Linked DNA regions of Homo sapiens: region 2 is linked to region 1. A link is an interaction called in ENCODE POLR2A ChIA-PET data of the cell type or tissue named here. Cell type or tissue: CD4-positive, alpha-beta T cell. All regions are shown on one strand. Each heading gives the region's core, and the rest is flanking DNA. Links, peaks and the distances in the headings are about the cores only. Region 1 holds the start of LOC124902634 (a long non-coding RNA gene). Region 2 overlaps MICAL2 (microtubule associated monooxygenase, calponin and LIM domain containing 2).

Region 1 (8,000 bases), core at 1-8,000:
GCTCAGGATCAGAATCCCATCCATTTGTTAAAATCAGCTTAATGCAACTCTTAAGAAGCTTATTCTGATTTCCATCTCCCTCTCCCAGGATGGGAATTCGTCTCGCCTTTTCTGAGCCCTAAAGCAGTTTTGCTATGCCTGCGTCATAGCACCCTTTACATTTAACCTTCTGCTATAGTTATTTGACCTTGTGATGAATCCTCATAGGTAGCAGGGTCCCTGCCCTGTCACCTCTCTGTCCCTCCAGTGCCCTGCACAGTCCTGGCAATCAGTGTGTGCTGGGTCCAATGAGATCATAGATCGGGAGTCATCAGAATCAACTGGAATTTTGCACGTTTTCTTTTGCAGCCATTTTGGCCCATGGGTACAGGCTGTGCCCGTGGCTTCCTGGCAGCCTTTGACACGGCATGGATGGTGAAGAGCTGGAACCAGGGCACCCCTCCCCTGGAGCTGCTGGCTGAAAGGTGAGCTTTGACAGTAGGGCTCCTAACTGGGGGGCAGGGCACTCAGGCAGGAAAGGGGGCAAGATCACCCCGCAGGTGACTGCTGGATATACCTGGAGCCTCTGCCTCCTCCATTCTACCTTCCCATGTGTGGCCTGATTTGATCATCAGCATCCCCAAGGATGCTTTCTCCATCATTATCTGACTCTTACAGTGACTTTCTCTGGGGCCAGGACCTTGGGCCCTGGATGACAAAGAGAAATCTTCATCTAGGTTGGCCCTGCAGCTGGGGCTCCCCAGCATTGCTCATTCACCGAAGAGCCAGAGAGGTTTATTTAAGGGAATCTTCCAGGGCAGCGCTGAGTCTCCTGTCCTGGATGGGGGTTGGATTCTCTGGCTTTCCAGGCCTCTCACACCACTGAGATCCTGGGCTTCTTCCCAGACCCCTGCTGCTGGCCACGTGGCTGTGACAGCTGGTGGACGGGGGGAGGTCAGGGCTGGCGGGCGGAGGCAGGCCCTGACAATCTTGGGTGTGGAAGCCTGTGGTCGTGGGGAGCAGGCCGCAGGAGGCAGCGTGGCTGAACATGGTTATGGCAAAACCACAGGCCACCGTGCTGCCAGCCCTGCATCCCTCCCCCTGCCTGGGTGGAGGAGCCCAGCATCCCCGTCACCCAGGCGCCCCTTTCCTCTCGGCCCCTTTGACCTTCTCCCCACTTTGCAGATCTCAAGAACCAGGAGAGTCAGGTATTTCAGGGAAGGGTTAGACAAACATGTCCAGGAAGCCCTTGAGCCAGAGGAAGGGGGAAGTAGGGAAGGGTGGGGACAAGGCCTGAGGTGGCAAAAGTGATCCCTGACCTCCAGGCTCCGCCTCCCTCCAGGGAAAGTCTCTACCGGCTGTTACCTCAGACAACCCCGGAGAACATCAACAAGAACTTTGAGCAGTACACGTTGGACCCAGGGACACGGTACCCAAACCTCAACTCACACTGTGTCAGGCCCCATCAGGCAAGTCCATTGCTGGGGCTCTGTCTGAATCACTCTGCACTGAACAGTGGGAAGAGGTGGTGGGGAGGGGGTCACATTAAATTTTGGTCCATTCCTGGGACTAAGGCCACCAAGGCCTGCTGGCCTAATGGTGGGACCAGTTCTTCTCCCCACTCGAGTCAGCATTCTTTCTAGCCCGCAGGACAGAACTAGAACACATGTAGGGGGAGAGATTTATATGTATATGTGCATATATTTATATATATTGTCACTATGCATATGCATTGCTGATCTTACCTGTCTCAAATAAGCTACTTGGCCAAATATGATCTCTGCATACCACCCTTGGTCCTGGGGTCCATTTCTTCTTCCACTAATTTAAAGCCACCAAACTCTCAACCTCTTTGGTCAATAGAACAGAAAATTGTGTGAATTTTTAAAATTAGCTAATTACATACACACAAATTAGCTACAGACATTCCCACTTAGTTTGCCTGCATCTGGGTGGAAGATTGAGGCCCATTGCTCTATGACTGAAGTTGCCTGCGTTCCCTTGCCGAAGGTCATGCCTCCCAGCAGTAGAGGAAAATGGTGGCAGGCACTGAATTGGGGGTGGGTCGAGTTTAGGGGCCCTGAGACTAGGATTTGGGGGAAAACTGGTGGGCAAGCATGTCTCTCTTGCTCATAGGTGAAGCATTTGTATATCACTAAGGAGCTGGAGCACTACCCTCTCGAGAGACTGGGCTCGGTGAGGAGATCTGTCAACCTCTCCAGGAAGGGTAAGCGGCCCTCCTGGGACCCTGGTGGGTGGCTGGGAAGAGCTTTGAGGGGAGGAGGACTGCTCAGTGACCGTGGTGACACAGGCACTGCAACCAGCCTGGCTCTGCCCCTTTACCTGTGTGGTCATGGGCAGGCACCTGTCCTCTTTGTACTCCAGTTCCTCCTCTGTGAGACCAAGAGAACCCCTGCCCAGAGAATCATTATGAAGATGAAAGGAGCTAGTGTGTGTCGAGAGCTTCACACAGTAAACATGAACCAGGGGATTATTTCACTGGGACTTGTTCTTATTTTCCTGTTGTTTCCTGCATGGGGGCCTTGTCCCCTTAAGTAGATAATGAGCTTAATGCACTTCACCCTTTTCCTGATCATCCTGAGCCTAGCAGTGCTCTGGACACAGGACCAGTGCTCAACACAGGGAGATGGGATGGTTAAATGAGGAACTCCCAGCGCCCAGCTCAGCTCAGGATGCTCTCCTGCTTAGAGACCTCTTTGGCTACCTGTGCCTGTCCAGGCTTTGCCTCCTCTCCTTCCTTAGGCAAACTCAGCTGTACTCCTCCCTCCCCTCCACACACCACGACATGCCCCACTGCTGTAATAAACCACTTACCATAATCAACCATTTTACTGTTACGCAAACATAGCAGGTTTTTCTAGATTCTTAGCCACCACACAGTCCTTTCTGTCTTCCTGGAATGACTTCTTCCGTCTGATAAGTTCCTAGATGCTCTCAAAGAACAAGCTCAAACGTACCTCCCCATTACACTTTTCTTTGGAGAATTCCCCTCCCAGCGCAGACTCAGGCAAACCTGCTAATGTGCTCCCACAGCCCCCTGTTTCTCCCTCCATTGCAGCACTGTGTCATCATCACCCCCTCTGTGACTATCTTCCCCACTAGATGAGCATGTTGTTGGCAGGGCCTAAACACAGTAGGTCTTAGGAACTCTGCTGGAAGAGAACATGCTTCCTCTCCCCTCCTGCCACACTCCTGACCAGGCCCCCAAGCAGCAGTCCTCAGGGAGCTGCACCCGTGCCAGTGGCCCCCTGCCCTGGCCCCTTGCCTTGGGGCCGCTCGTCCTGGTCCCCAGCCATGGTGGCAATGAGAAGGGAGCGCCAGGGCAGACCGTGTGAGATTCCTGCAGAGCCTCACTGCCTGCGCTCTCCTTCTTGCAGAGTCAGATATCCGGCCCAGCAAGCTCCTGACCTGGTGCCAGCAGCAGACAGAGGGCTACCAGCATGTCAACGTCACCGACCTGACCACATCCTGGCGCAGTGGGTTGGCCCTGTGTGCCATCATCCACCGCTTCCGGCCTGAGCTCATGTGAGTCTGGGGCCCAGGCTGGCCCCTGGAGACGAGGGATGCCAAGGCCATTCTGCTGCATGCAGAATCTTCATTACTTGGTTCAATATTTCTCTTTCTGTGTTTCAATTTGAGATTTTTCTTAACATTTGTTCTTTTCCCTTTGCACTGATTACTCTGTCAGCAGTGTGTTTGATCTGTGTTCCTAATATGTGAGGATAAAAATTGGCTCCGGCTTAGTGATGGCACTCTTGACACCTCACCCCCCACTACCCTTCCCCCCCGAGCCCCATCACCACACTCTTTGGAATTTGAGCATTCACACCTTGGAGCTTCACCCTCAAGAGAGGAGTATGGGCCAGACCTAGTTCCAGGGACTAGTTTGAGGGTTTTATAGAATTAGGTTTGAGACCCAGATCCATAAGCTGTGTGTCCTTGGGCAAGCCACTTACCTTCTCTGAGCTTTAGATTCTTCGTCTACAAATTAGAAATAGCAGCAGGGTCATTGGGGAGATCAGGTTATGTTTGAGGAAACACTGTGGTGCTAAAGCATGGTGCATCTGTGTTTAAATCAGCAGCAGCAGAACTTCACAGCCAGGTGCAAATCACAAAAAAGGCTGACAGCAAACCTACCCAAGGGCTAGCAATTGGTACTTTAGGAAATGAGGTGGCCTTAGGAGGATGGACCGTCTTTTTTTTTTTTTAAGCTGGAGTCTCTTGCTCTGTTGCCTGGGCTGGAGTGCAGTGACGCAATCTCAGCCCATGGCAACCTCCGCCTCCCAGGTTCAAGCAATTCTCCTGCCTCAGTCTCCTGAGTAGCTGGGATTACAGGTGCCCACCACCACACCCGGCTAATTTTTGTATTTTTAGTAGAGATAGAGTTTTGCCATGTTGGCCAGCCTGGTCTCGAACTGAGCTCAAGTGATCTGCCCGCCTCTGCCTCCCAAACTGCTGGGATTATAGGTATGAGCCACTGCGCCTGGTCTCCCTTTTTACTTTATATGCTATATAACTTGATGTTTTTTACAAGATGCCCATTTTACTTTTGTAATTAAAAAGAAAAAAAGTAAGGGATATATTTAAAAGTAAAATAGCTCATAAATGTTCCCAAGAGGTTTAAATCATTTTCTGATGGCTTTAGCCCAGGCAGCAATAACGTCATCATGGCCCAGGTCTGATTTTGTCCCTTCCTGACCAGTGGAGTGGTGGGTGAGAACTGGGAGTAGGGGCTGGGGTCACTATTCCTCCCCTGTAACCTGCCGACACCTGGCAGAGTGTCACCCTCAGTGCTCCTTACCACCTGAAGGTGCTCAGCTCGCCACACCTCTGCCTCCTCTCCCTGAATTTCTCTGCTTTGTTTTGATTCTCTAGCAACTTTGACTCTTTGAATGAAGATGATGCTGTGGAGAACAACCAGCTCGCATTTGATGTGGCCGAGCGAGAGTTTGGGATCCCTCCAGTGACCACGGGCAAAGAGATGGCATCTGCCCAGGAGCCTGACAAGCTCAGCATGGTCATGTACCTCTCCAAGTTCTACGAGCTCTTCCGGGGCACCCCACTGAGGCCCGTGGGTAAGCACCTGCACAGAGGTTTTGCTTAGCCCCTTGAGCCAACTCTGTCCCTGTCTCTGAGTCTGGCTGCTCCTAACACTGTATGGTCTGTTCTGGGGCTGCCCAGTGTGTTCCCCTTGACTTTGAGGCCAAACAGGGGTGACTCCACTCACCCAGCCCCTGTGCATGTAAGTGGATCTGTATGCCATTTACATCTTGAGTTTGGGGTGACAGAATTATTTTAGAGGGACCTGGTTACAATGACACCTCCTTGTTTTTGTTTTTTTGTTGTTTGTTTTTGGTTTTTTTTTTTTTTTTTTTGAGAGGGAGTCTCGCTTTGTCGCCGAGGCTGGAGTGCAGTGGTGTGATCTCGGCTCACTGCAAGCTCTGCCTCCTGGGTTCACGCCATTCTCCTGCCTCAGCCTCCCGAGTAGCTGGGACTACAGGTGCCTACCACCACGTCTGGCTAATTTTTTTTGTATTTTTAGTAGAGACGCGGTTTCACTGTGTTAGCCAGGATGGTCTCGATCTCCTGACCTCGTGATCCACCTGTCTTGGCCTCCCAAGTGCTGGGATTACAGGCGTGAGCCACCACACCCAGCCAACACCTCCTTGTTATAGCCATACTTCCCAGAGCCAGGTTCCAAATCACAGTTGCGCTTTATTTCCCAACAGATTCTTGGCGCAAAAACTATGGAGAAAATGCTGACCTCAGCTTGGCCAAATCATCCATTTCTAATAACTATCTCAACCTCACATTTCCAAGGAAGAGGACTCCACGGGTAAGTTTTGGCCTGGTTTCGGTTTTATTTCCCATTGCACATGGACGGGGTATGAGGAACGGAGATTGTCACATTCTCAGCCTGTTGAGGCTAGTAAGTTACATGGATCAGGCGCTCCCGGAAGATGCTAGTAAAACTCGGATTAGTGACTGAGTGTTTTTGGAAGTTCTTCCTGGCACTGTGTAGCTAGTTTCAATGACTTCAAAGTGGTTATAGGAAGGACATGGTAGCGAGCTGATAGAACATATTGGTGAATGCTTTTACAAGTAAATCAGATCAGCTCTGCTTCCTGAGGGATGGGGATGAAATGATTTCTCACTGTGCTGAGCAGTTTAGATCTGGAACATGACGGCCATCAGTTTAGTGGCAGAAGTGCATGGTGATGATGCTCTGTTTACACATCTGTTCCATTAATTTGTATTTATTCACTCATTCAACAAATATATATTGGGCTCTCCTATAGGTCAACTTCAGGGCTATATTTTTTGTTTCTGATGAGGGGAGCAAATATACAGAAGTGAATAATATATGGACCTTGCCTTTGAGGAGCTCGGAGCCTAATAAAGAGGTTCCCAAACTTTCTCAACTTATAGCACCCTTAATGTCTCTGTAATTTTTTTCATGGTGGGCCTATACCAAAATAAATACCTAACAGTTTCATTTATTAAGTAGTTAAGACCAAATAACTTAATAGGAGCATTTTTCAAGATGTCTGACAGACATGATAGTGTTTTCCTAGAAAATTAAAAATATTCTGTGGCACCTCTGTGAGTTCACATGGTGCCATGGGACACAGTTTGGGCATCACATGCCTAAGGAGCAGTGACAGTTTTGTGTGAGTGCTAACATCTCTGTGGGAGGCATAATGCAAGTTCTCTTGCTTAATGTGCACATTTTACAGATAAAAATGGAGGCCTATGGTTGTGGTGGCTCACGCCTGTAATCCCAGCACTTTGGGAGGCCAAGGCAGGCAGATCACCTGAGGTCAGGAGTTTGAGACCAGCCTGGCCAATATGATGAAACCCCGTATCTACTAAAAATACAAAAAATTAGCCAGGTGTGGTGACAGGTGCCTGTAATCCCAGCTACTCGGGAGGCTGAGGCAGGAGAATCGCTTGAACCCAGGAGGCAGAGGTTGCAGTGAGCCGAGATTGCACCATTGCACTCCAGCCTGGATAAGAAGAGTGAAATTCCACTTAAAAAAAACAAAAAATTGGAGGCCTAGAGAGGCTAGGTGCCTTGGCCAGGTCACCTGCTACTCCGTTGTACTTCATTACTTTGCCCCTACCCCATGCTTCCTTCACACTAATTAATCAACTCATTGAAAGGCATTTGTTGTGTATCCAGTTATAGGACATACAGAAGTAATGTGAGCCTTGACCTTGGAGTCCAGTTAGGAAGATAGATGCTGGGAAGATAGGGAGAAAACTGAGAACCAAGAGTCCGAACCTTGGGGAACAAGGGAGTTTGAGGCGCTGGCAGAGGCAGAGCAGCCAGGAAAGAAGATGGGAAGGGGAACAGGCAGTTGGAAAGTCAGAGAGGGAGTCGGGAAGCCCACGGAGGAGAGCGCTTCTACGGGATGGGCCCTGGAGACCATGCCAGGCGACAGGGAAGCCAGCCAGGGTCGGGGCTGAGGACAGGCTATGGGATTTGGATGTGTTGGGGCGGATGGCAAATGTCAGAGTTCTAGGACTGGAGTGGGGAGTTCCTGGGGTGGTCAGTGGGAGCAGAGGAGAGAAGATGGGTGGAGGAGAATAGGACCAGAGTGAAGCCACTGGTGGGAGCAGGGGTGGCTTGGGGTAGGGGCAGTTGTAAGTACCTGCCCAGAGCTTGCCTGCCCTCTCCAGGATGGCAGGGTGCCCTCCACCAACAGGACAGTGGGCTGGAAGCCTCTGCAAGTTTCTGAGTCTCTCTAGGTGGCCAAGAGTCTATTTAAGCTTGGCCAAGGCAGCCATACCTAGCAGGGTGGGATGGGGCCACCCAGCCTCCTTTCCCTGGGCTGTGTGAGCAGTGGTCACTTTTTCCACTGAGGCCTGAACTCCCTGCTCCCTGGGATGCTGCAGCGGCTGTTTTGCCAACCCCAGGAGCAGGATACTTCATGCTTCTGTGGCTCCCTATCTCTAGGAAGGAATGGGCTAGCAAGGCCTTAGCTGGGCAAGGAAGA
Region 2 (10,278 bases), core at 913-8,912, 91 kb before region 1:
ATCTCTGAGGTCAGGGTAGAATGTCCATCCTCTCTGCAGGATCATTCTGTAACACATTCTGTTTTGCCTTATTATATAGATGTGGGTGTAGGTCTCCCCTTTACAAGACCATGAATAGAATTCAATCAGCATCTTTCTAAAATCCCTGAAGACTTGTGCCTTGTCCTAGAAGCTGTCAATAGAGACTTGGGCCAAAAGAAGTGATTCTTGGTTTTCTTTTACCCTTCAAGCCACATATTCTGACCTGAAGACCCCACCTCTCAGGATTTGGAAAATGTCTGATATTTCCAAAGGTGCTTTACAGTTTGCCAAACACATTCCCATTCATATTTCATTTGGTCTTCACAGTTACCCTGTGCGGTTACTGGGTACTGTCCCCATTGAACAGGTCAGGAGACTGAGGCTCTGCAGGGTTGAATAACTTGCTCCAAAACGTGCAAGTGGAAGGTAATGAAACACGCACCCCCCTTCCTATCCCAGAAAGCTTTGTTCTGGAGTTTCAGATTGACTCTTCCCCTAAAGCCATTCATCATTTCCCCCTTAGCCCTTTTCCTAAAGAGGACTGGGAGGAGGTCATGTGGTGACCAGCCGACCTTTATACAATTCTACTCTGTTTCTTCTTCTTCTTCTTTTTTTTTTTTTTTTTTTGGTGGTCCTCAATTACGTGGACAGTTTTTCATTTGTTTTTCTCTTAATTTTATGATTCATTTATTTATATGAGACAGGGTCTCACTCTGTCACCCAGGCTGGAGAGCAGTGGTGGGATCATAGCTCACTGCAGCCTCAACCTCCTGGGCCCAGATGATCCTCCCAGTTCTGCCTCTGGAGTAGCTGGGACTTCAGGTGCACGCCACCATGCCTGGCTAATTTTTTCTTTTGTTTTTAGTTGAGACAGGGTCTCCCTGTGTTGCCCAGGCTGGTCTCAAACTCCTGGACTCTAAGTTATCCTTCCATCTTGGCCTCCCAAAGTGCTGGGATTACAGGCGTGAGCCACTGCGCCCAGGCTATACAATTCTACTTTCACCCTTTGTTCCCAGGTCTTGTTACTCCCGAACTAAGCACATGGTGATGGCTTTGAGCAGAGCTGATTATTGGAGTTGCTCAAATCATCCCCACTCCATTGTCCCTTCTCTGTGGATCTGAGGTCTGGGCTGGGACTCAGCATTTGGAACTTGGTGGGGAGTGGGAGACAATGGGGGAGAGCATTGTAGCTTGAAGCATTTGCAGTGCCTGAGTATGAAATTGTCCTGAGCATAAATGTGCCATGAGGGACCCTGCAACTGAAGGTGGAGGAGGCAAGAGGAGGAGCAGGTGCTGAGGTGTAGAGCCCAGAATCACTGCCTGGAGCCTGGCCAGGGGCCTGCAGGGGGCTGAATCAGAGGCCACAGGGCAGAGGGATGGGATGGGGAGTACTTACTCCCTGGGAGGCAAACAGGCAAATGATCCTTCTAGCCAAGGTGGGACTAAACCCAGGGCTCAAAGTCAGCCCTTAATTCAGACTTGTTAAACTCCTTGGAGTTGTTCCTTAAGCAGAAGAATCTCCTGTTTAGTTCAGCCCAACAAAAGTTTATTGAGGAAGTACCTACAGTGTCCCAGCAGGCATGAGGAATACAAAGTCCAGCAAGACAGGGACCCTGCCACAAGGGGCTCAGGTCCTACAACCTCGGCTTTACCTGTGCCTCTTCCTCCCTCCTGCCAACTTTGAATACTTGGGTGGAGGCTCTGAGGGTGGTGCTTCTTAAGTGCACATGGCAGCATTTTAGCTTCCTGGCACCCCAGCACTTGGGCTAGAATTAAGGCCTGGCAGGTCTGCAGAGCAGCACAGACTGGGAATTGGCAAACACACCTGCTTATGGAGGTGGACCCTGATACTGCTGTGGGAAGAGAGAGGTTTCTGGGCTTTGGCACCTGGAACTGCTTCTCAGCTCCCTCTGTGATGGTCGCATGACTGGAGGAGCAGAGGCCGGAGGGCCTCTGGGTTGCAGGTGAGAAAGATCCCAGTAGGGCCGGGCGCGGTGGCTCACGCCTGTAATCCCAGCACTTTGGGAGGCCGAGGCGGGTGGATCATGAGGTCAGGAGATCGAGACCATTCTGGCTAACAAGGTGAAACCCCGTCTCTACTAAAAATACAAAAAATTAGCCGGGCGCGGTGGCGGGCGCCTGTAGTCCCAGCTACTCGGGAGGCTGAGGCAGGAGAATGGCGTGAACCCGGGAGGCGGAGCTTGCAGTGAGCCGAGATTGCGCCACTGCAGTCCACAGTCCGGCCTGGGCGACAGAGCGAGACTCCGTCTCAAAAAAAAAAAAAAAAAAAAAAAAAGATCCCAGTAGAATTGCCCCAAGGTAATGGCTCAGGCTGCCCATCCCTCAGTCAGACCAGCTCCCCCTTCTCATCCTCCAAGCTGGCTGGTCTCCTCTCCTCTGCACCTGGGCCATCCCTGGCCCCAATTCTTTGCTTTGGTTCTTCAGCACTTTCCTTCTTCTCTGCCTTTTCAACACCCTCATCCCCCAAGTCTGGATTCAGCCCTGCTGTCTTCAGAAAGGCTTCCTAAACCCTCTCAGACCCAGTTTCCCCTCCTTTCTCCATATGCTTGCTGGGCAGAGAATCAACAGCCCCCAGTTCAGCATTTACCTGTTTCCTGGGAGTTCTTTCTCACCCTCTCTGCTTCCTGAAGGGAAGGCAGGCAACATGTTTTGTGCACCCACCATGTTCCAGGCAGTTGCATGGAGGCTGGGTATGTCCTAGCTCTGTTTTTTATGAGCTGTGTGACTTTGGGTAAGTGTTTTCATTTCTCTGAGTCTCATTTTCTCATTTGAGATTGAGGATGCGAAGCCTACTCAGAGGGAAGTTGTAAGAACTGGATGGAATAATCCATGCAAAGCACTTTGCACACAGGTCCAGGCTCATAGTAAATGGCTAACATATGGCAGCCTTTGTTATTCTTTGATAGGTATTATCTCATTGAATCCTCACCCTAGCTTTATAAGGTAGACGTCATTCCACAAAGGGGAGCAAATGAGCCTTAGGGCTGAAATGACTTGCTTGAGGTCGCACAACAGACAGGCAGCAAGGCAGGGATCCAAGCCTAGGGGTGGGCTGCTCTGAGGCAACACCCATCCTCCTACCACCTCTGCTTCCTGAGTCCTGGCCCCTGTTTCCCATGCTTTTTAATGTTCCTCGCAGTCCCAGCCAGGGCACTCAGCAAATGCTGGTTGAATAATCTTTCCTGGCTGGTTTAAGGGAAACCAGGTTTGCAGCAGGAGTGCAGGAAATGCGACCCCTTGAACATTCCACTCTCTTTCAGATTTCTATCTGGTCCAAGTTGCCCATGGATCCCTGCTAGTGTACTGCATGCCACTCCAACACCAGGCAGTGCTATGCTGTGTGGCACCATATCTCACCCAGGAGTGAAACCAAATCATGCCCTCAGGGAAAATGAGCCGGTTCCTTTTTATTTTTTAAATAGCAGAGAATAAAGTTATGAAAAGAAAAAGAAAAGTAAGGGAAATACCTGCCTGGATAATCCCCCATGACTGGGGCAACCACTCTCTGAAGCTGGCAGCTGGAAAACAAAGAGAATAGCCATTAGCTGCCAGCTGGGCGCTGGGCGGTGTGGCATTATGAAGCCTGTGTCCTGTGAGGGTCAGCAGGCAAGGCTTCCTGCTTGGGATGGCTTCTTGATCTTCCCTATTCCCACAGATAGAGCCAAGTCTCTGCCAAGAGCTTTTCTTCTTGACATGATTGTAGTCAGGAAGATTTTCATGTCATTCCAGATCACAGTTCCCAGTTTAATTCTCTAGCAAATGCTAGAAGCTACCACTTCCATCTTGGCTGTGTGTTCTTTTGTACCAACTGATGCTTGTATCTTTACTCCTTACTCCACTGGTTATTTAGTTTATGCCCATGCAGACTTCGGTGCTGGGTTCCCTGGGGCTTGTGGAAGAAGGCGCTTGCCTGTGCTCATTTGTGTGTTCATCTCATGGCCCATGCTGCAGGAGAGGTGGGTGGTTGTCAGCATATTTTGGTTCTTAGTTTTTGCTACCAGGCCATGGATTTTTTTTCTGTTGCTTTGTATTTTGTATTATTTATTTTATTTTTGAGAGTCTTGCTCTGTCACCCAGGCTGGAGTGCAGTGGCACCATCTCGGCTCACTGCAGCTTCTGTCTCCTGGGTTCAAGCGGTTCTTGTGCCTCAGACTCCCAAGTAGCTGGGATTACAGGCGTGCGCCACCACACCTGGCTAATTTTTGTATTTTTAGTAGAGATGGGGTTTCACCATGTTGGTCAGGCTGGTCTTGAACTCCTGACCTCAAGCGATCTGCCTGCCTCGGGCTCCCAAAGTGCTGGGATTACAGGTGTGAGCCACTGTGCCCGGCCATTTTTTCCATTTAAAACCCTTTAAAAACACACCTGAAGGTGCAGCTTCCTTTCCTGAAGGGAATTAAAACCATGCTATTAGTAGGCATGGGATACGGGAGTAGATCATCTTTGGGTGCTGGTCCAGAAAGTAGTGAGTAAGTGAGACAAGCAACGATAATATTGTTTAGCACAATGCTTTGTGACAGGGACTATAGTCGTCCCTATTAAGTCAGAATCTCTTGGGACAGGTGACTGAGAAAAAAAAAAAAAGTAAAACAAAAAACACGCAAAGGAGATGATGTTTTACAGCCTGTTGGCTGGTTGTCAGGCGTAGGCAAATCTTGCCCTCAAGAGCAGGAAACCCACTGATACATGCCATCCAGTAAAATCACACTAGAGCTCTTTGAGATTGAAATAACTAAGGTCTTGAAAAGGAAACTTGCCCAAGGATGCACCTGAGCTGTCAAGATACTGCCTCTCCTGTCTGTGTCTCAGGGCTGCGCTTTCCTCTGAGTAGTTATGAATAAAGGAGCAGCAGGACATTGCCATCACCTCTGAGGGATCTGAGCACAGATGTGAGTGACAGTAGAAATGGGCTGTGTGAGGAAAAGACCCCAGGCTCCACTGAAATCAGAGTGTACTGAGGAGGTGGTGTGCATGGGGTGGAACAGGCATGAGGCACTAGTGGCATGACCTTGGCGAGTTAGTTATTGACCTTCATGAGCCTCAGTTTCTTCACCTGGAAAATGGGTTGGATGATCATCCAGTTCCCAGTGTTTCATTGAAGGTTAGACAAGATCATACAATTCAATGAGTGTGACCACCAGTGCATGGCACATTTAAGTACTCAAACAAGGCAAGTTTTCTTCCCTTATCCATGCTCCCCACTTTCTCCCTTACTTCCTCCTTTAAAAAGAGTTGTTTTAAATAGCTATCTGGATTTTTTTTCTGCACCACTTCAAAGTCAATGAAAATCAGCTTTAGCTTCCTTCTTTCTCTTCTTCCCCTCTCATAATGGGCATGGCTCCGGGGCTGGGTCTGAGGCTCCGTTCTCAACCAGGAAGCACAGGGCTGGGCTGCTCGCTGTTGGTTTCGGTAACTTCTTCTCCCAGGAAGGGCCCTGCTCCAGGGGCTTGCAGTGGCCTCCCCTCACTTCAGTCTGTAGATACCTTGCTGTACATATTTGCTCTCCCTTGGCTTCCTGGGTCTCACTGGGTGTGCAGCTGGCTTTTCTTCCTGGGTGGGATTTGGTGATGATAAAGCAGGCACTTGTTGAGGGCTGTTATTACTTGGGAGTTTTTTGGTTTCAAGGCACAGAAACCAAACTTGAATGAGCTTAAGCAAAAATGGGATGCATAGCTTATGCCTCTCATACCAACACTTTGGGAGGCTGAGGCTGGAGGAGCGTTCAAGGCCAGCAGTTCAAGATCAGCATAGTCAATATAGCAAGAGCTTGTCTCTACAAAAAAAAAATTAAATTAAAAAGGATACATTGGAAGGTTTCGAGGAGGCTCAAAGATTCAAAAGAGGTGCAGAAGAATCAAGCCCCAGGAAGACAGCATGTGACCTCCAGCATCTCTAGACCAGAGTCCCCTGTTCAGTGCACTATGGCTGCAGGCAGCTCCCAGCTGACCCCACACAGCCCTGCCGCCAACCTAAGAGGACCAGGCCTTCCCCAGGAGTTTTCAGATTGGAATTTGGCCTGGCCTGGAGCATGTGCACACCCCATGTACCACTGCTAAGGAGAAAAGATACTCCCATGAGCCCACCTTGAGTCCTATACCCTCCTTTTTGGCTGGAGAGTGGGAGATGGGGTGGAGTCTGTTATCAGGAGAGAGACACAGAGAGAAGAATACTAGTAATATTAATAATTAAGTATAATGCTCACTTTTCTTGAGCTACTTTATGCAAGACACATTCTAAGCTCTTTACCTGCATAACTCATTTAATCTTCACAGTCAACCCATTTTACATACCAGGAAACTGAGGTAGAGAGAGGTTAAGCAATTTGCCCAAAGTCACATAGCTAGTTAGGAGGAGAGCTGGAAGTGAACCCAAGCAGAGGGCTCCAGAAGTGCCGTTACCCACCCACTCTGATGCAGACAATAACAGACATCACCTCCAAGCACCTGCTCTGAGCAAGCAATGGGCTAAGTCCTTTATAGGATTATCTCATTTAATCTTCAGAGAAGCCCTATGAAGTGGGTGCTAACATCATCCACATTTTAAAAAAAGAAATTGAGGCTCACAGAGATGATGTGATTTGCCTAGGGCCACCCAACTAATTTAAAGTGACAGAGCTGGGATAGGACCCTTGGTTTGACTGATCATAGGGCCCAAGTTCTTAACTGCCTCACTGGGTAGCCTGCACATTTAGACACTTCTCTTGCTCTGTCTGCAGCTCCCCTGGTTTGGCTCAGCACCTGAGTCTTTGTCCACAGTCTGGGGAGGGGCTGGGATGTGGAGACCCCTACCTGCTGCATGCTGCTGAGGGGTCGGCTGTGAGGTTTGAGCTGGTCTCGATCTATCTCACACCGACCTACACCAGATGGTTCTTGAACAAGTCTTTAGTGCATTGAAACTCTGAGTTTATTCATTTCTTCATTCAACAAATATTTACTGAGGGCCTGGAGGCTCCAGGCCCTGTCCAAGTGCTGGGGTCCCTCAGGGAAGAGCTTAGACTCTGAAAACATCCAAGAGGAAGGCTCCCGGAGTTCCTGTCACTTGGGCCTGTCATGTCCCACTCAATCTCACAGGAAACCTTCCCTGTATCACCCAAATCAGGCCCATGAGGGACCAGAGACCTCGTGCTTCTTTGCTTGGCACTGGCCTGATGGCAAGTCCAAGGAGAGACAGCATTTCTTCATTCTGGTTGATTACAAAGGAAAATATAGTGTCAGGGAGTGAGCATGGGCGTGGACTCAGGCCAGCTCCATCGGGAGTCCCAGAGCTGCTGTGGTCTCTGCTAATCGAGACTTTGGGTGAAGCACTTCGCTGTGCCATGCCTCAGTTTCCCCCTCTGTAATGATACCGTACTACCTGTCTTACAGGGTTGCTGGGAGGATTAGCTGAGGTAGCAGTGTTAACTACCCAAGGCAATACCTGTACACAGGTTAATCCCTCCCTCTTATAACAACTAAGTAGTTTTGTCGGTGTCTCTAAAAGTCAGGGTACCTGGAGGGGGGCAGCTGAATGGGGTCCTAGGTGAGGAAATCACCAATTGTATCAAGCTCCTCATTTTATGGATGAGGGAACAGAGGCCCTGACCCTCAAAGGCCAGAAGGTATTGGGCTCTAGGACCTTCTAATTTGTTGGTGTTACAGGGAGCTCAAGTGTATTTGGCTTGTTGGTCAGACAAAGGGTACGAGTTGGTCCTTTGAGTGGCTGGACACAGTGTGCCCAGGCCTCTGTGAGCATCTGACCAGTGGTCAGCCCTTGTAGCCTGGTCCAGTCATACCTGCCTCCAACCCACCATGAAGACAGCCTAAGCTGAACCTTAAAGAGCCCCGTGTCCCTGCTGCTGGTCTCCGTAATGCCCTAGGGTGGGTAGGGACTTCTGTTCCTGAGATCTAGAGAGCATGGCGGGGTCCCTGGCTTCTGAAACTCTGGTTGGACCAATGATGGAATTCTGTACCAGGATGTCCAGCTCCCCACCCACAGATCCCAGAAGCTTCCCTTGAGAAGCAGGGGGCAGACAAGTCAAGGCCTCTAGCCGCTTTGACTTCTGGCTGGAAGCAGCAGCACCGAGCCTGCAGCACAGGCTGATAGAATGTGGCCCAGGCAGGCCAGCCTGTTTGTCAGCTGGCACAAGCCCCGAGGGGTGTGGGCTTGGTAATGATGATGACGGGCGGGCAGGGCTGCCGCTTCTGCCCAGGTGGCCGCCCTTGGAGCTCGCCAGGCTCGCCCGGTGTGTGGGCCCACCAGGACTAAATCAGAGTTGATGTCCAGTACACCTTTCCCTCAGCTTGGTGGGAAAGACCATGAGCACAGGGGCAGCCAGTCCTGGGCTCCAATCCTGCCTTGCTGTAGGGGCTTGGCAAGTGCCATCTGTTCTGTAAGCCTCTGTTTGCTGTCTGTGAGGAGCCACTGAGATCAAGCAGGTCTAGTCTCCACCCATGACAGTACACAGCACTTCATAGGCTGTCTCCCATTAACGGGCTGAGAATTCTGAACAGTGAGTCCCATCTCCCAGCACTCTAACAATGTGTGCTCTTTGTGTGCTAGAGAGAGAGAGTGTGTGTGTGTGTGAGTGTGTGTGTGGGGGGCACCACTCTGTTGAACAAAGTGTGCGTATACCTCCCTGGAGTATGAATATTGCCTCTTATAGATGTCAAATTTCACACCTGTGTTAGTTTTTGTCCCTTTGAGGTTACCTCTTAAATATTTTGATTTATTTTTTAATGTGGAAGTAAATCATTAGAAATATTTTGTAACTCTGGGCTTCGTTTTCCAAACAGGTGTAGAGGCATTTTCTGCAGAAGCAATAGGATGTCATGAAATAATGTGGGTCGTCACTGGAAGCCAAGAGAAAAATTAGTTTAGGAAACTCAGCCATGATCAGCTGGTGCACTTTCATAACTCCCTAGTTTACTCAGTGTTAGAAAATGGGACCCGTTTCACACTGGGGACTTGTTATCCAGTTTTACACCTGCTTGATTTACTTTCATTGTGTCTCACACTTAAAAATTCTGACACTTTCTGTTTTTACTAAAGCAGCGAATAAAGCATTGTTTTCCGGATCCCTCCTACTCCTCAGCAAAGTCTTTGTGTAGAGATCTGATAAGCCCTTAGGGTGCCCTGACTGCAGCCAACAATAGAATTTGTTTAGCCATCTTGCTATTCCTTTCTTCACGTGCAAAACTTGTTGGAGGCCAGGGAGAGATTCTCTGTCCATTTCCTCTTGCTGGGTGAAGTGTCCCACAAGGCAGAGTGCACAAGCATGCGTGACCTCTTGGAGGAGACTAGAAAGGAGGCATAAGCTACGATGATGTCACTGACATTAATTGTTGGGCTCTTGTTTTTAAAGGAACATGGCAACCCGTGTGTGTCTCATCCCAGAAAGAGAAGACTTTAACCACTGTGATGCCTGAGAATCCAGTGAGTAAGTCACAGTGGTGGATCTTGTTTACCGTGGAGTAGCTCCTGGGGGCTGGTCCTAGGCTTAGGAAAGTGTGGGATGTTCCCACCATCCTGGGGCAGCTTGCTGTGCCCAGGGCGCGCTGTTCCCTCTGAGTCAGCACCACCTCCTCTGCACTCCCCTAGCGCTGTGTTCTTGCCTCAGATACACCACTGAGTTAGGGTTTGTTCACCTGCTTGTCCCACCTACCGGCTGTGGGAGCCTCAAGGGCAAGGAACCAGACTCCCGCCTTCCTGTCTGAGCCAGGCAGCAATTCCCGGCAGGCACAGTACAAGGCACATCACAGGTGACCAACAGCTGTTTGTGGACTCAAGGAGTCTCATCCCTGAGGTTTGATCAGGGCTTTTATGGTCCACAAAGCTTCATCACAAACAGTGTCCTATGGGAACCTTTGTGCCCTGGGTGGGGTGGTCACATTATCCTTGTTTATTTTATAGACATGGAGGCTGGGGTCTGAGGAGTCAGATAGCCTGCCACAGGTGGTGGTAGGCTAATAAGTGCCCAGGACTCACGTTTTCTGTGTCCCAGGCTAGCCTGGTTTCTGTAACCTTATAATTAGAAAGGTTGTTTAGAGTAAACCCCTCATTGCCAAACAGGGAGACTGAGGCCTGGCCTGAAGATTCTTTCTCAAGGTGACAGGGCTCACTGGTGTCCAATGGAGAATGGAAACGCAGGCCCTGGACTTCCTGTCTGGCGTTTTGGCACCCCTCCTCCCTCCTCCTCTGCCCTGCTCCTGTATTCAGCAATCAGAGAACATTTTGGGACCATATATCTGTGTTTACAGG

Evidence for each region. ChIA-PET counts read pairs that join two places held together with the same protein. Peaks named below come from ENCODE experiments on the same cell type or tissue, not always from the same donor. Only the 100,000 strongest peaks of a DNase experiment are listed, where the experiment ranks them.
Region 2: POLR2A ChIA-PET joins it to region 1 with 18 read pairs; 11 of 35 experiments call an interaction of 5 or more read pairs at or near these places.

What each region holds. Positions count from the first base shown.
Region 1 is chr11:12,221,296-12,229,295 of GRCh38, forward strand. It overlaps MICAL2 (microtubule associated monooxygenase, calponin and LIM domain containing 2), which reads left to right. Exons shown (of 28, transcript NM_001282663.2): 10 at 349-464; 11 at 1,322-1,448; 12 at 2,116-2,206; 13 at 3,378-3,525; 14 at 4,876-5,075; 15 at 5,730-5,836. LOC124902634 (a long non-coding RNA gene) reads right to left here and starts at 3,069. Exons shown (of 3, transcript XR_007062598.1): 1 at 2,815-3,069; 2 at 1,725-1,829. In CD4-positive, alpha-beta T cell, for the core only: no CTCF peak of the experiment used is centred there; DNase peaks (open chromatin) are centred at 1,016, 2,916 and 3,456; H3K4me3 peaks cover 1,264 bases; H3K27ac peaks cover 3,676 bases.
Region 2 is chr11:12,129,008-12,139,285 of GRCh38, forward strand. MICAL2 (microtubule associated monooxygenase, calponin and LIM domain containing 2) reads left to right here. Exons shown (of 28, transcript NM_001282663.2): 2 at 9,383-9,453. Among named protein-coding and RNA genes, the nearest start is that of MICAL2, 24 kb to the left of the region's middle. RefSeq lists enhancers at 7,676-8,176, 9,907-10,278. In CD4-positive, alpha-beta T cell, for the core only: no CTCF peak of the experiment used is centred there; DNase peaks (open chromatin) are centred at 4,714 and 5,394.